Linked DNA regions of Homo sapiens: region 1 is linked to region 2. Evidence: chromatin loops called from intact Hi-C (ENCODE). Cell type or tissue: prostate gland. All regions are shown on one strand.

Region 1 (8,000 bases), 810 kb after region 2:
TTCACAAAAATAAATAAATAAATAAATATAAAATAAGAAGGCAATCCAGAGGAGTGAGTGAGTACTGGATCTGCTAATGTGAGGGGTCATGAGCTCTTGGGACAGGAAACAAAGCTTGAGACTAGAGCTCTGGTAGGATCCACAGCATAATGCCGGGAGCAGCAAAATCTCAAGGGAAAAACCTGACTTTGCTTTAAAATGGAGATGTCTGAAATACTTGTCTGTCCTGAACTTAGCTCTAGATAAGCTAGAATAAAAGAACAATTATCTGCTGAGAATTTCTAACCACAAGGTGGCACACACCTTGTTTGTTGAAGAACTGAGGTACAGCAAGGTGTGGCTAGAACACTGAACCAAAGGAATTGTGGTATGACCTTAGTTAGGTCTTGGCTGTCATCTCCTTGTTACCCTAACATAAAAGGTTGTGAACAATAACTTCTCTATGTCACTGGATAATTCAGCCATGAGGCTCTCTCTTGATTCACATCATAAAAACCCAAACATTATTCTTTTGTTGCCATGCACACTTGCAGGTACAAGGATGTTAAAATCTACACACCCCTCCCTAATTCTTATATTGCAAAAATTTGCCTGTTACATAATAATGATAGTTCCTTGAGTTTTTATCAAGTATTATGTTTACCCAGAAAAGAACAGTATTTTAAAAAGGTATTCTTATACAATTCTCCCCACTTTTTGCATTTTGTATTTTCTTTGGGACAAAAATGTTATTTGCCTTTGTTGGCAGGGACAGTTAGTTACATTTTTAGGGGAAAATCTCAGAATGAGAAACTAAACTCGAACTAAAATAAATATAAGTCTTAGTAAAAAAATCTGAGAAATCAAATGTATTTATTTAAAGTAAGCTTAGATCTTTTTTTGAGCTCAAATCCCGTGATAATTCAATCTGAATTTATTTTGGTGCTCTCTCACTCACACCCATCTTATGAAAACCAAAGCATTTGGGGGTCTTTTACTCATCCGGTTACCACTGAGATGCCTTGTCTAAACTTACAAGGGCTACTGAAATCTGAGAACCTTGGGTTTTAGTGCCATCTGGAAGCCCAGTAAACTTTGCAAAGGCTGTGAAACTCAGCCTAAACTCCAGCCCCTCAGGCATACTAGGCAGCCACACCCCTCCCACCTAACCCAAAACTCCGCTCACCTCCTGCAATGCTGTGAAGGAGAAAGCTGTAGGTTCCCTGGGAGTCTGCAGATCTCTCTTCCCATCCTGGACTTCTGGGGCATGCCTCCCCTCCCACCTTCTCTTTTCCACAAGGCACATGTCTCCCTTTCCCCTATCTGGCATAATTCCCTCAAGGAGTGCCAGGAAGGCAGATCATCTGCTGGATAATTAGCCTTTCTGTCCTACAGCACAAACCTCCTGTGAGGTTAAAAGAATGAAGGAGCTGGCTGCCTTCTTTAAGTGGACATGAATGTAAAAAAGATCCATGAAGCACAAAACACAAATTCTGTCTCGATTAGCTATGTTGATTCACAGCTTGTAGCCTCTCCTCATAACCTGAAATACCTGATAAAGGACGGCACGCTCCATCAAAACATACTGTCCAATTTGTGAGTGGTTGAAGGAGTGCCCCAAACCTCCATCGGCGGTCTGGCCTTTATAATCTTACACGCACAGTGTTTTATTCCTGAAAACTAAAGCTGAAGGAGAAAACTTAAATTACAAATGTCATCACTCATTTACTTAAAAATTATCTCCTTCTGTATATGCAGATGCTTCTTATTCTCTTGCAATCTTTCCAAGCCCTTTGCACTAGCTGTATTCTTTAGCACATTAAAGAAATAAAATCATTTCTTGACTCTCATGGGAAGATAAGATGGAAATGGCAAGATACCGCTGGGAATAATAGGCAGAGGAATGTTGCTTTTGATAAGAAACCAATAGAACTATACCTACTTTCTTTTTCTTTTCTTTTTTTTCTTTTCTTTTCTTTTTTTTTTGAGACGGAGTCTCACTCTGTCGCCCAGGCTGGATGCAGTGGTGCGATCTCGGCTCACTGCAAGCTCCGCCTCCTGGGTTCACGGCATTCTCCCGCCTCAGCCTCCAGAGTAGCTGGGACTACAGGCGTGTGCCACCACGCCCGGCTAATTTTTTTTTTTTTTTTTTGTATTTTTAGTAGAGGCAGGGTTTCACCGTGTTAACAGGATGGTCTCGATTTCCCGACCTCGTGATCTGCCGGCCTCGGCCTCCCAAAGTGCTGGGATTACAGGCGTGAGCCACCGCGCTCGGCCGAGCTATACCTACATTTTATACATGTCTTCAATGACACATTTATGATTAAACTAAAGATGTTGGAATGAAAATGACAAGTGATCATTTCTCAACATACAAGAAAGTCTATCTCAGTGTATCCATGGGCCAGGAAGAGAATACACTTTAATAAATGTGTTTTTTTGGGGACTAGCCCAGGCTGAGAAAGGAAAAGTCTCTGGTAGTTCCATCAGGTCTTAGTTTCCTGGGTATACATAACTCTGTATTATTTGGCTGAGAAATTAAAGGATTTTCCTTCAGTGTATTCTTAAATCATATTATACTGACATTTTATTATTCTCATGTTTTCTTTCATTATGAAAAAATTGTTGGGGAGGTGAGCATTTGCAAACCTCTTTTTATATTGCGTTTATTATGTGGAACTGGGAATCTCTGAAACTCCTTTTACTTTGTACTAAGTGGCTATGGAAAACATCTTTCGAGAATGAAGGACAAATTCTCAGAGGAAAAATACTGAATAAAAGGTTTCAACTCTTGCTGGCATTACAGTATTTCCTCACAAGGGGAGTGCATTTCAAATAGTCTCTTTTTTTGTGTAATACAGAGGAAAGCATAATTTTTTCTAAAGTTGGCATCACTACAAAAAGTCAGTCAATGCTCAACTTCTGGTATTTGATTGGTTGTGAGGGGTTTTGCTTTGTTTTGTTTCTGTATGTGGAGAGGAAAGGGACCAAGCCAGCCTTTCTGGATTTTGGAGCTGATATACTCTAGCACCACCTACTGGGAAAGGGTTTATAGTGCCCCAAATTATAAGAAACCCAAACTCAAAATCCTCTGATGCCTTCTCTCAAAACTTTCATTTATTTTTCTTCTTTTCCTATTCTTTTATTTTCTGTTGATTTTCTATTCATTTTTGTTTGTTTCCCTTTCTCTGGTATAAATACTCCAGCTTTCTCAATGTAATTCTCATACACAACTCTAAAACAACTCCCTAGAACAACTGCTTTTATGGCACGTGGAAAGGTTGGAGATGAGAAAAAATCAAGTCTATTTCAGGTCATATGTCTTCACCGCAAATGATGATTTATGGATATTAAATTCATAATCCATTATCTTACCTGTTAAATATTAATACTTAATATTAATATTTAATATTCTCAAGGCCAGAATCCATTGAATCATAATTCTTCCACTAACTAGCTATGAGGCTGTATAACCTCCCTAAGTCCTTATTTGCTCACTTGATAAAAAAGCAATGCTAATAATACATGTTGGATAGGAATGCTTTGAGAATTAAATGATATGTGATGTATGCAAACTTCAGCAGAGCACCTTTCGTGCAATGCACAATAAAAGTTTTCCATTATAATTACTCTTCTGAGGACAAAGTTCATGTTTTCATTCATCTCTGTAGCTTCAGAGTGCATAATAGAGGGTTTACATATTTCCTTCTATGTCTTAATATATACTAGAAAATTAATTGTGTAGAGTACAGTAGAAGAAAAAAACATTATTGCCATGACTATGAGCTAGCTACTCTGCTAAGCACTTTGTAGGTGTCATTTCATTCACTAGATAGAGGATACAGAATCTTGATTTTTTCCATTCTCAGTGTATTAGTCTGTTTTCACAGTGCTATAAAGATACTACCTGAGACTGGGTAATTTTTAAAGAAAAGAGGTTTAATTGACCCACAGTTCCACATGGTTAGAGAGGCCTCAGGAAACTTACAATCATGGTATAAGGCAAAGGAGAAGCAAGTACCTTCTTCACAAGGTGGCAGGAGAGAGAGAGAGAGATCAGGGGAAAGTGCCTCTTTTAAACCATCTCACCAGATCTTGTGAGAACTCCCTTACTATCACAAGAAGAGCAGGGGGAAACTGCTCCCATGATATAATCACCTCCCACCAGGTCCCTCCCTCAACATGTGGGGATTATAATTCAAGATGAGATTTGGGTGGAGACGCAGGGCAAAAACATGTCACTCCATTTCATAACTAACTTTCTAGGTAAAATCTGAGCACTCCTCCCAAGGGCTTAGTTTTCTTCAGAAAGGAGTGGGCTATACCGTCTCTAAAATTTCTTTCAGCTCTATTATCTTTACTGTAATTTTGCCAGCCTTAAAATTAGATTTGGGTATAATTCAGCAATTATACTGGCTGGGATTCTGCTTCTTTCCATTTTAAAATGAAAGAAGCAAGAATTATGGGTAACTAGAACAAGAGGTATCAGAGGTCATCTAGCCAACCTCCATTCACAGATAAGCAAACAAAAAAACAAAAAACACACACAAAAAGGTGAAGTATTTTCTGCCCAATGTCCTAACACTAGATGTAGCAATATTAAGAGTTTAGTCCAGAAAATTTGGAAGAGGTGGCACACCTGGATTTTGTATGCTTTAGTTTCTCCAGGATAGAAACAAAGGAGAATGTAGTGTGGCAGTAAAAATATGAGTAAGTATATACATATCACAAATGACAACCTAAGGAAATCCACAATATTAGATTTGGTGTAGACTTCAGCAAATCCAAAAAGGCTAAGACCATCTAGCTTATAACATGTATCTTCAGAAATATTCTGAGGTATAGCATAATGGAGTGATTTTTGAAACAAGAATCCTCTTTCCTTTTTATTTAAGTCTAAATTTAAATTACATTGTAGAAAACTTGAAAGGAATATGAAAAAGTCACCCACAATTATATGACACTAAATGAATGCTTTGATAGTTAAAAATATTTCTTACTATGCATATATTTTTTCTATGCATATATATAGTAATTATAGTATGCATGAATTAGTTTTATTATTTGATTACAGTTTGGCATATTGTTACATGATCTCTGTAGGCATCAAATGCTTGCAACATTATCCAGCAAATGATCATATAATTTATCTTAACATCCACCTATATCATTGAGCATTAAATTTTTCCTCTTCTCCCCTTCCCACCCTCTCTCTTTCTCCCTTCTTTCCTTCTTTGCTTTCCCTCCCTCATTTCCTCCCTTCCTTCCTTCCTTCCTTCTTTCGTCTTTCAGCATTTTAAATAATGCATTGTATTTATGGCTTTCTCTGTGTTTTAGGGTTTTCTATCAAATAAACTATCAGAATGGTTGTCAAATTGCTTTGTCAAATTACTAACTGCTTTCTTCCAAAGTGTATAGTATTTAACAATGCCATTGGTAATATAACATTTTACATGTTTTTCTCTACTCTCAAATACAAGAGGAATGAACATGTCTATTTAATTTCTTTTCATTACTGACATATTTAGACTTATTTAAATCATTTTATTTTGTATTTGTCCCGCTTTGTTGATGTTTGTTCATTCTTCCCCTTCCCCTTTCTTTTAAATTAATGACTATTGTAATACTATATATTTTCTTTATTGGTTTGGAAATAATATACTGAATTTTTTGTTCCCTGAACTTAAATTAACGTATGTAACTTAAAATGTATACATGAATTAAACAAAAACCCAAGCATACTAACTCCGATCAGATGCCTCCTGACTGTAAGTCAATATTATCCAGTATTTTAATTCCATTATGATTCTTCAACTTTATTTATTAATTCATATTCAATGCTTACTTAAATTTACCCATAGATTTACTAATTGCTTTGGCTGACGTTACCTCTTGAATCTCAGTGTCTCCTTTGGGGTTGGATTTTTTTTTTTTTTCCTGTGGTTTATCCTTGAGAAGGTATGTTAGTGAGATTTTTCTGGGTACTCATTCAGTTTTCATTTTCCTGAGGTACCTTTAGCGTGTCTTTATTTATGACAATTGTACCATGTTCTTTTGGGTAATCTTTTTTTTTCAGAGAGATATTATCTTTGAAGTACTGTAGTTTGATTCTGATCTCGTTTTTATATAAGATACAATCTGCGAAATGCAATGTATGATATGTAATTTAGTGGTATACATAGATGAATTTATATATTTATGATCTATATGAAGCACTATAATTTATCTTTCAATACATATATTTTAATATTGTTTTAGATTTGGCTCACGTTTGGATCTAAAGATTTATATTTTTCATAAATTTTGGCAATTTTTGAGCCATTATATCTTCTTATAAGGTCCTTCATCTACTCTTTTTTCTTGGATATTTCTTGGACACTCCAATTTTATCATTCTGTTATTTTATTCTATTCTATTCTGTATTTTTATTAACTTCTCTTTTGTAGATCGTATCCCTCTATGTCTCTGTAATCTGAATAGCTTCTTCGGCTCTACCTCCAAGTACTCTCACTCTACTTATTGTGTAACCTGCTATTTAATCCACTCAATTAATTTGTATGACTAGAGACAATACTTTTCTATTTCTAGAAGTTCTACTTGGCTTTTCTTTACATATTCCTACACTCAACCTAAAGAGATGGGCAGCACTCTCGTTAGCTAGTGACACCCCCTAAAAAGAGGGAATACTGTGCCAGGAAAACTAGCTCCTGTCAGACCCTGCAAGAGAACATGGCTTTTCTCTCTCCCACTATCTTCATTAGCATATAAGATGATCATATTTTTTCTCCATTTTCTGAAGTTTATGAAATGTATTTATTTTTACAAAAATATAAGTTTAAAGTAATGCATGAGTTTTTAATAAAATTATAATTAGAGATATAAGAAATATGTTTATTCATTAAGAAAGAAATTAAAAGGGCATGAATATATCTATTTCTAAACTCTGAAAACATATTAAAAGCCAACATTTGACAATTCTTAGAATGTTTTCAATACAGTTCTAAGTTTATGCTTAAAAAATAAAATAGCTAAAATGTATGCACTGGTATGCAGTCTCAACCAGGTACTTTCCTAAGATCTTTCTATATATTATTATAAAACAACCCTGTAATGTAGGTTTCTTTTACCCTCATTTTAGAATGAGAATATTGTGACACAAAAGGATAAAACTCATTTGAAGTTACATAATTAGGAAGTGATGGAACTGGTTTTCAGATGCATAATTTGGATTCAGTTTACATGGGTTTTAATTCCTGTGGCATTATAATTTTTAGGTATTTGACAATTAGGAAAATTAAAATCAAATTTCAATCAACCATAGACATTCCTTTAGCAGTCCTTTAAGATCATGTCCATTCAGTCTGGATAATTCTGCTTTGATGTGGTGGTTCATTGTTTTTGTTTTATATTTGTTTTCTTTTGTTATTGATAGTCTCTGTTTGCCCATTGACTATTTTTCATGTAATAGGCAAAAGGAATAAAAATAAAAGTAAAAAAATTTATTTTTTTTCTTTGTCTCAACTTGTGCCAAATTTGCTAGGCACAGAAAGAATCTTTGTGATGATGTTTTGGAGCATAGGCGGGATGGGATGTATATGGGGTCATAAGGAGCAGATCTGTAAGATTGGGAAGCCAACATTCTTATCAGTCTGCCATAGTGAAATCTTTCATTCCTGGCTAAGTAATTTTGGTTACACTTTCAAAAGGTCAGACATATTAGTGGGCCTCCATTGTTGATTGGATCTTGGTAATTTTAAAACATTTTGCATTTCATTTTTCGGTCAATATTATACTGTAAATATGAAACAGATTCTAAAACACAAATGCTTTCTTTGTGAAATATTCTGTTGAATAATTTATACAACTTGTAAAATTAATGTAGATAATATAGAATTTTTTAGAAATGCATTAATTTGGATTTCTGACTTTATATTTTCTCCTTGAGGTACCACTTTCTTTGATGGAAAATTTTCATATTTTCCAATTGAAAATAAAAAGATTAGACATCTTTCCCCCTTTTG
Region 2 (8,000 bases):
CAGCCAAACCATATCACCAAGGTAACATATTTTGGGGTACTGTGTCCAGAACCCCATTAATAGTTCATGACAAAGTTTGTCTGAGTGCGGTGCTGACTTCTTGTCTCCTATTTTGTGATCAAAGTTGATCTTCCCTGGTTGATCAAACTCCTGGGGAGGGGATTGATGACAACTGAGTTCCTTTTGGAGTTTCTATCTTTAGGCAAATAAGAGGAGTTCAAAGAAAGCTTCTCCTTGCATTTGCTACTTTTCAAGTGCTTTCCGCTCAAACTAATCCCTATGCCAGAGAGACATGTTTTAGAGTGGCATATTCTGCCATCTTTGTTCCCTGTTGCACAGATCAGGAAACAGGTTCAGAAAGGCTACACCACTAGTAAGCAGAAGATTCAACCCAAGCTTAGCCACGCCCAAAGCCCAGGTTCTTTGCATGCCACTCCACTGCCCCCCAGTAAGTCAAGACATTTCACCAGCTGAGATTTTTATGCTAATTTGGAACTTTCCATAAAGTATCATATTATCATTCTGTATCTTTACAGTAAAGTTCAAATGATTTAAAAATCACCATAAACAAAATTGAAAAACAATTGACAATTTGGGCTAAAAATACAGTTCATATCACAGAGTAATTTTTTTTCTTTTTTTTTTTTGAGACAGAGTCTCGCTCTCACTTACGCTGGAGTGCAGTGGCATGATCTTGTCTCACTGCAACCTCTGCCTCCCAGGTTCAAGCGATTCTCCTGCCTCAGCCTCCTGAGTAGCTGGGATTACAGGAGAGCACCACCACGCCTGGCTAATTTTTGTATTTTTAGCAGAGACGGGATTTCACCATGTTGGTCAGGCTGATCTCGAACTCCTGACCTCGTGATCCGCCCACCTTGGCCTCCCAAAGTGCTGGGATTACAGGCGTGAGCCACCGCACCCAGCCGTAATTTTGTAAATGTCTAATATCTGTAACTCATAAGAAAATGTCCAATGTTTTTAAAAATTGGTCAAAGAATATGAATAGAGTGTTCACGGAAGAGGAAATACAACTGATTCTTAATAGATAATGATGTTCATTTCCACTAATAATAAGAGATTTTTAAATTAAAAAGGGAACTACCAATTTTCAGCCATCAGTTTGTTAAACTCCTAAAATGATAATCTCATAATTGGAAGAAACATATTCCCTCATATGCTGCCAGTGAGACTGTAAATTGGAACAATCTCTGAAACGGGAAATTTGGTAACAACTCTCAAAAATAAAGATATTCATGTCCTTCACAAGCCCCCAGTAGAAATGGGAAAAGTTCCCTTGTCCCCCTCGTAAGGCATGTTATGGGGATGTGGCTTGCTTCTTCAGTGCCCTGCTGCTCAAACCTCTAGAGGAGCATACAGAATGGCAGGCTGTGGGGCTGCAACCCCACTGCAGTGTCTAGGGGTGAATGTTTACGACTCCTAAGAAGCCCCAGTGGCGTGTGTTACAGGGTGCCCTTTTAGCTTTGCTCTTTTAATTTCACCGTCTGTAGGTGGCTTGTGTTAACCAGCTTAGTTAAACTCTACTTTGTCACAAGCACAGAAAGCTTTCTGTATCCTGGTTTCTTGCCTTGGTGTACTGGAGGAATCAGATCACACCTGGGCTTGGAGAATGAGTGCAAGGTTTTACTGAGTGGAGGTAACTTGGGGGAAGTCAGAAGGGGATATAGTGGGAAGGTTTTCCCCTGGAGTCGGACTGCTCAGCAGCCTGGGCTCTCCTCTGACTGCCCCAGCAAAACTCCTCATTGTTCTGTTGGTGACTGTTGGTACATTCCTCTTGACATCCAGCCACCCATGCGTTCCTCCATCTATGTGCTCAACATCCAGCAGCTTGTATGTCTGTCTTGCTAGGGTCTCGGGTTTTTATAGACACAGGATGGGGGTGTGGCAGGCCAGGGTGGTCTTGGGAAATGCAACATTTGGGCAGGAAATGCCTGTCCTCATCTAGGTCTGTGGGGGTGGAGTCCTAGACAGGGACCATGCCCTCCTCTACCCAGCACTTCCTTTCCTTGCTTTCATATCATTTAAAGGCATCATGCTCTTTCCTTCCCAGTACTTCCATATCACACTGAGGAATTTAGTCTATACACAAACACAAGAATATTTTCGTAACTATAATAGCAAAAAATTGGGAGTGACCTAAAAGTACACCAACAAGGCACTGGTTAAATACCATGCAGTGGCTGGGCACAGTGGCTCATGCCTGTAATCCCAGCACTTTGGGAGGCCAAGGTGGGCGGATCACTTGAGGCCAGGAGTTCAAGACCAGTCTGGCCAGTATGCTGAAACCCCGTCTCGACTAAAAACACAAAAATTAGTTGGGTGTGGTGTCACATGCCTATAATCCCAGCTACTTGGGAAGCTGAGGTAGGAGAATCGCTTGAACCTAGGAGGTGGAGTTTTCAGTCAGCCAAGATCATGCCACTGCACTCCAGCCTGGGTAACAGAGGGAGACTCTATCTTGAAAAAAAATAACAATAATAATAATTAATTTTAAAAAGATTTTTGGCAGGGTGCAGTGGCTCACGCCTATAATCCCAGCACTTTGGGAGGCCGAGGTGGGCAGATTACCAGAAATCGGGAGTTCTAGACCAGCCTGACCAACATGGAGAAACTCTACTAAAAATACAAAATTAGCCAGGTGTGGTGGCACATGCCTTTAATCCCAGCTACTCAGGAGGCTGAGGCAGGAGAATCACTTGAACCCAGGAGGCGGAGGTTGCGGTGAGCTAAGATCCTGCCATTGCACTCCAGACTGGGCAAGAAGAGTGAAACTCCGTCTCAAAAAAAAATAAAAAGTTTTTTAAAAATACCATGTAGTACTACGTAGTTATTTAAAATTTCCCAAAGCAGTAGCCTTTGGAGAGAGTAGCAGGGAAACTTACATTTCGCAGCATTCTCTTTTGTATGTGTACCATTTAACTTTTGTACTGAATGTATGTATTGCTTAATTTTAAAAATACATATATTATTTTATTTATTTTTTGAGGCAGGGTCTCACTCTGTTGCCCAGGCTAGAATGCAGTGGTGCAATCATGGCTCACTGCGGCCTCAACCTCCTATGCTCAAGCGATCCTCCCACCTCAGCCTCCTGAGTAGCTGGGATTGCAGACATGTGTCACCATGCCCAGATAATTATTTTTTGCTTTTTCTGTAGAAATGGGGTCTTGCTATGTTGCCCAGGCTGGTCTCACATTCCTGGGCTCAAGTGATCCTCCTGCCTCAGTCTCTGAAAGTGCTGGATTACAGGCATGAGCCACTGCGCCTGGCCAAATATATGAATTTTTAAAAATGAAAAGTAAAACTAAGATTGAAGTAGTAACAATTGCCAACACTTAATGTGGTGGTTATTCTATAGGCCAAACATTGTTCCAAGAGATTTATTGGATCAACTCATAAAATTTTCACAAAAATTAAATGGGAAAGATCTATTACTATTTTAATCGCACAAAGAGAGAAACCAAGGTCCACAGAAGTTAAATAATTAGGTTGGATTCCAGGCCAAATAAAGGACATTAGTGGGACAATTGGAAAGATTTGAATAATGTTTGTTGATTAGATCAGGGATCTGCAAGCTTTCTTTGTAAAGGGCCAGAGAGTAACTATTTTAGGCTCTGTAGACCAAACGGTGAGAGAACCTTGGCAGGTCTCTGTCACAAGCAGTAAATTCTGCATGTGCAGCACAAAAGCAGGCACAGACGTGTGAACAAATGAGCATGCTGAGTTCTGATAAATCTAGTGTATGAACATTGAAACGTGAATATCATATAACTTTCATGTGTTAAATAGTGCTTAACTGGCTGGGTGCGGTGGCTCATGCCTGTCATTCCAGCACTTTGGGAGGCCGAGGCCGCTGGATCACTTGAGGTCAGGAGTTCGAGACCAGCCTGGCCAACGTGATGAAACCCCATCTCTACAAAAATTAGCTGGGCATGGTGTCACACGCCTGTAATCTCAGCTACTCAGGAGGCTGAGGCATGAGAATCGTTTGAACCCAGGAGGCGGAGGTTGCAGTGAGCCGACATCGTGCCACTGCACTGCAGTCTGGGCAACAGAGCAAGAAGAAAGAAAAGAAAGAAGGAAGGAAGGAGAGAGAAAAGAAAGAGAAAGAGAGAAAGAAAAAGAAAAGAAAAAAAGGAAAGAAAGAAAGAAAGGAAAGAAGGAAGGAAAGAAAGAGCTTAACTATCTAAAAGCATTCTTACCTAGGGCGCCCTGCAAAAATAGATGGTGGGCTGGATTTGACTGAGTTTCAGGCCAAAACTTGCTACCCCCTGGGTAAGATAACGGTATTGGTCATCGCACTCTGGTTATGTAAGAGAATGTCCTTGTTTTCAGAAAATACTACACACGAAAATATTTACAGTGAAAACGTCATTCTGTTTCTAACTTGTCTGCCAAGTGGTTGTCTGGCCTCCGCTTGCACAGCTCCCTTGATGAGGAACTCATTTTATTAAGTGGCTTATTTTCTTACAGGACAACATAAAAAATTATTTACCAGATAAAAAATATATATGCTTCCATGTGAGACAAATGCTAGAATAAATACAATTATTTTAAAGTGAATGAAATTGGTCTTTTGATAACAAGACTAAAAAATTGGCGTTTTTCAAGTGCAAGGTGAGATTGCAAGCAGGCCAGCCAATGTTTAACTAGTACTCCACCTAGTGGCCAAAGCTTGAATGAACGACTGTGGAATGACCAGTCTCCCTCCAAAAGGGCCAAGGGCAGAGGAAAAAATAAGTTAAATTAACTTTATTTTGACAACCAGTAGAATAGAAATTCATGATTTTAAATGTACAAAACAAGTAGTGATTATTTTTCTAGCAAGAAACTGGATGTATTTTTTCTTATGTGAGGAAAATAATTTCCTAGGTTGAACCCAAATTCTACAATAGATCAGTTGTAAATAAAATTATATTCTCAATGAAAACAAATATTGCTTACTTAATTCCTTCGTGAAGACAATTTTACAAGGAAAAAACCACAAAATTATGAACTTCCAAATGGCTTGCTTGAATCACCTCAGCTCCTTAAGATAAAAGGCAAAGATTTGTCCATTGGAAAGCTATCTCTAACTTGTGGAAATACGAGAAAATAATGAATGTCCATGAACATATTAAAGTTAACTTAGGAAGTTTCAATGTAATTCAAAGCATTTTACATATTCACCAAATATGAAATTCAACAACACTGCTTACAGTTGGCCAATTATTTTAGATTCCTATGGACACATACATGATTCAAACCACACAGCTTGCTCTAGCTTATATAAACCAACTACAAGTTAATGGGCATCACCCCTCTTCCAGGATTACATAGTCAGGTGAAATCATCAGCGGGGAAATTGGGCAGATGGTGCTATAATGGTTCCATGACAGATGTTAAGAGTCAAGGCTTGGAAATCTAGAATCTCAGGTTTGGAAGGGCACTCTAAAGATCACCTTGCTTGGCCAGCTGACTGATCTTTGAATCCCTTTTTTGACATTTTCAGCAATGAATATTCAATCTCGTTTAAGCCCTGAGAGTGATGGGCAGCTCAAGACTATGTCCCAAGGTTCTTTCCATTCTTGCCAAGTTGGAAAATCTCTTGAGTAGCCAGAATTGTTCTTGCAGACTTTCACCTCTAACCCGCTGATACGCCTTTCAAGAGCAAGTCTACCATGTCTGCTTATGAAAGTCTTCACATATTTGAAGAAAACTACTATGTCCCACTGAAGCATTTAAAAAAATCTGGATGAAGTATTTTTAGTTCTTCATATCTCACTGTTTTATTATCTACTTAAACCTTTCATTCTTTTCCACATTGGTCTCTTAAGTCATTCATCTACTCATCAATTTTTTCATTAGTATTTATAGATCCAACTGTTGGAGTTTTCTTCTACCTCTATTGAATTGCATGTTCCTAAAGTAAGTCCATCCTTTTAACCCACTGAAGTCTTCGGATCCAGAATTTTTCTATGCTCACTAGATTTGTATCATTTCAAGTTTAAGTCTATCTCTGTTCATCCATAGGGAGCAGTCACTAGAATTTTCCCAAGCTTTATTTAATCCTCATAACAACCTGTTATTAAGTGAAGATATCTTGAAAGTGATAGTGATTGACAGTCAGGCAATAGTTAATCCATTTTATAGAGAAAATAAAAAGCAGGCGGCCAAGTGAGTCATTCAAAGATGGTGTCCAATGGACCATGACTCTCAGTTTTCATGCCTACTCCCAGTGTGGTCCTCTTTTACATTAAACCTGGGCTTGACCTGTGGCTCAACTGGTAACACTGTCTAGGTTGAATGTGATTTTTTTTTTTTTTTTGAGATGGAGTCTCGCTCTGTCGCCCAGGCTGGAGTGCAGTGGCGTGATCTTGGCTTGCTGCAACCTCCGCCTCCGGGGTTCAAGCAATTTTCCTGCCTCAGTCTCCCGAATAGCTGGGAATACAGGCACATGCCACCATGCCCGGCTAATTCTCTGTGTGTGTGTGTGTGTGTGTGTGTGTGTGTGTGTGTGTGTGTGTGTGTAGTTTCAGTAGTAGAGATGGGGTTTCACTGTGTTAGCCAGGATGGTCTCGATCTCCTGACCTCATGATCTACCTGCCTTGGCCTCCCAAGAGTGTGATTTTTAATTGCCTTTTGAGTCAAATCATTCAGCTGGTAATAGATGAAACTTATGTTCTCCTTGCTAAGAAATGATGAACACAACCACAATACTAAACAATGGTATGAATGAAGCAGAATTGGGAATTATTTTGTGGGCAAAATGTAAATTAGAGCACATCTGAATGTTTTATTCAATCACAATATATCCCAATGTTAAACTTAGAAAGTGAATAAAGCATATTAAATTGATTTGTCTCTGCAAATTTTAGAGCGTATGACTAGATTTGTACATATCTGAAGAGTCATTAACAGTGCCAATCAATCCAATTATATACATTTTACAGGCATCTTGCTGTGAAAATAATTGAACACAACTATTTTGCTTCCCTAAAATTATTATATCTTTAAGTCAATAAATATATTTTCACATTTTAAATTCATGGGGACTTTTTTTCTGCCCATAAAGAGAAGAGATTAATAAATATATTGATAATCCTTGGAAGGAATTTGTCTTTAAGGGGAAAAAAGCTATCTGATTTGCCTCTATTTTATTTGAAGACAGAGCTGAGTTTGCCTGAAGGCATGTAGAAATTTACAGCTTCTGGATCAAAGAGAGGTCATGATGTAATCAGGACTGTTTGATGCAAGTAACAGCAACTGACCAGGGCTATCCAAAATCAGCTCTCCACTTCCAGAGGACGTGCCAGTACTGAATGCCTCTTCTATCGCTGGGTACCATAACCATGTGGTACACGGTGAAAGATGCTAACTGCCCTTCAACTCTGGTCCCTGGGCATTGGATTAACCAGCTTGGGTCATGTGCTCCCACCTCCATGATGGGCGTGAAGGAGGAAGACTTCATCCTGATATTCTTTGGTAAGAGTTGAGGTACCACATCCCACGGACACCACACAAGGTGGAGGATTCTTGCAAATTAAAAAAGGGGGGTTGGATGTGGGGACAGCCTGAATTAAAATAAAAGCTGGTTACAATATTCATCTCTACAGTGCCGGTGGTTTTGACTTAACGGCCCTGCTCTGACCTGCATCTCCCAGAACAACATTTTTTTTCTTCACATGAACTGTCCTGCCCCAGTGTTTCTTCCTGCCCAAGCCTGTCCCATTATATTACCTAAGTATTCATGATTCATCACTAACTCTTCCTCTACCCCGCACCACCCCCTCCACCACCACCACTACTATCTCCTTCCACTTCCAGTTGGATTTTTCTCCCCAAGTCATGGGAAATTCATCACTGGTATATGAAGAAGGAAGCACAAGAATGGGAAGGAGTGAGGCAGGGGCTATCTGCAGAGGAGAGTTCTTGTTCTTACTGGCAAGGCTGAAGCAGGAGAGATATGTGTTCTAATGCTCATGATAGGAAATCTGGGTGCAGGT

The links. Hi-C counts contacts between places; a loop is a spot of excess contacts. Peaks named below come from ENCODE experiments on the same cell type or tissue, not always from the same donor. Only the 100,000 strongest peaks of a DNase experiment are listed, where the experiment ranks them.
Region 1: a loop joins it to region 2, with 3 times the contacts of the local background. A loop is called at or near these places in 18 of 110 quality-filtered maps.

What each region holds. Positions count from the first base shown.
Region 1 is chr9:73,079,202-73,087,201 of GRCh38, forward strand. No RefSeq gene overlaps it. Among named protein-coding and RNA genes, the nearest start is that of ANXA1, 69 kb to the right of the region's middle. In prostate gland, a CTCF peak has its summit at 3,012 (motif pointing left); a DNase peak (open chromatin) is centred at 3,000.
Region 2 is chr9:72,267,394-72,275,393 of GRCh38, forward strand. It overlaps the pseudogene LOC100289320. Among named protein-coding and RNA genes, the nearest start is that of LINC01504, 34 kb to the right of the region's middle. In prostate gland, a CTCF peak has its summit at 4,684 (motif pointing left); a DNase peak (open chromatin) is centred at 4,698.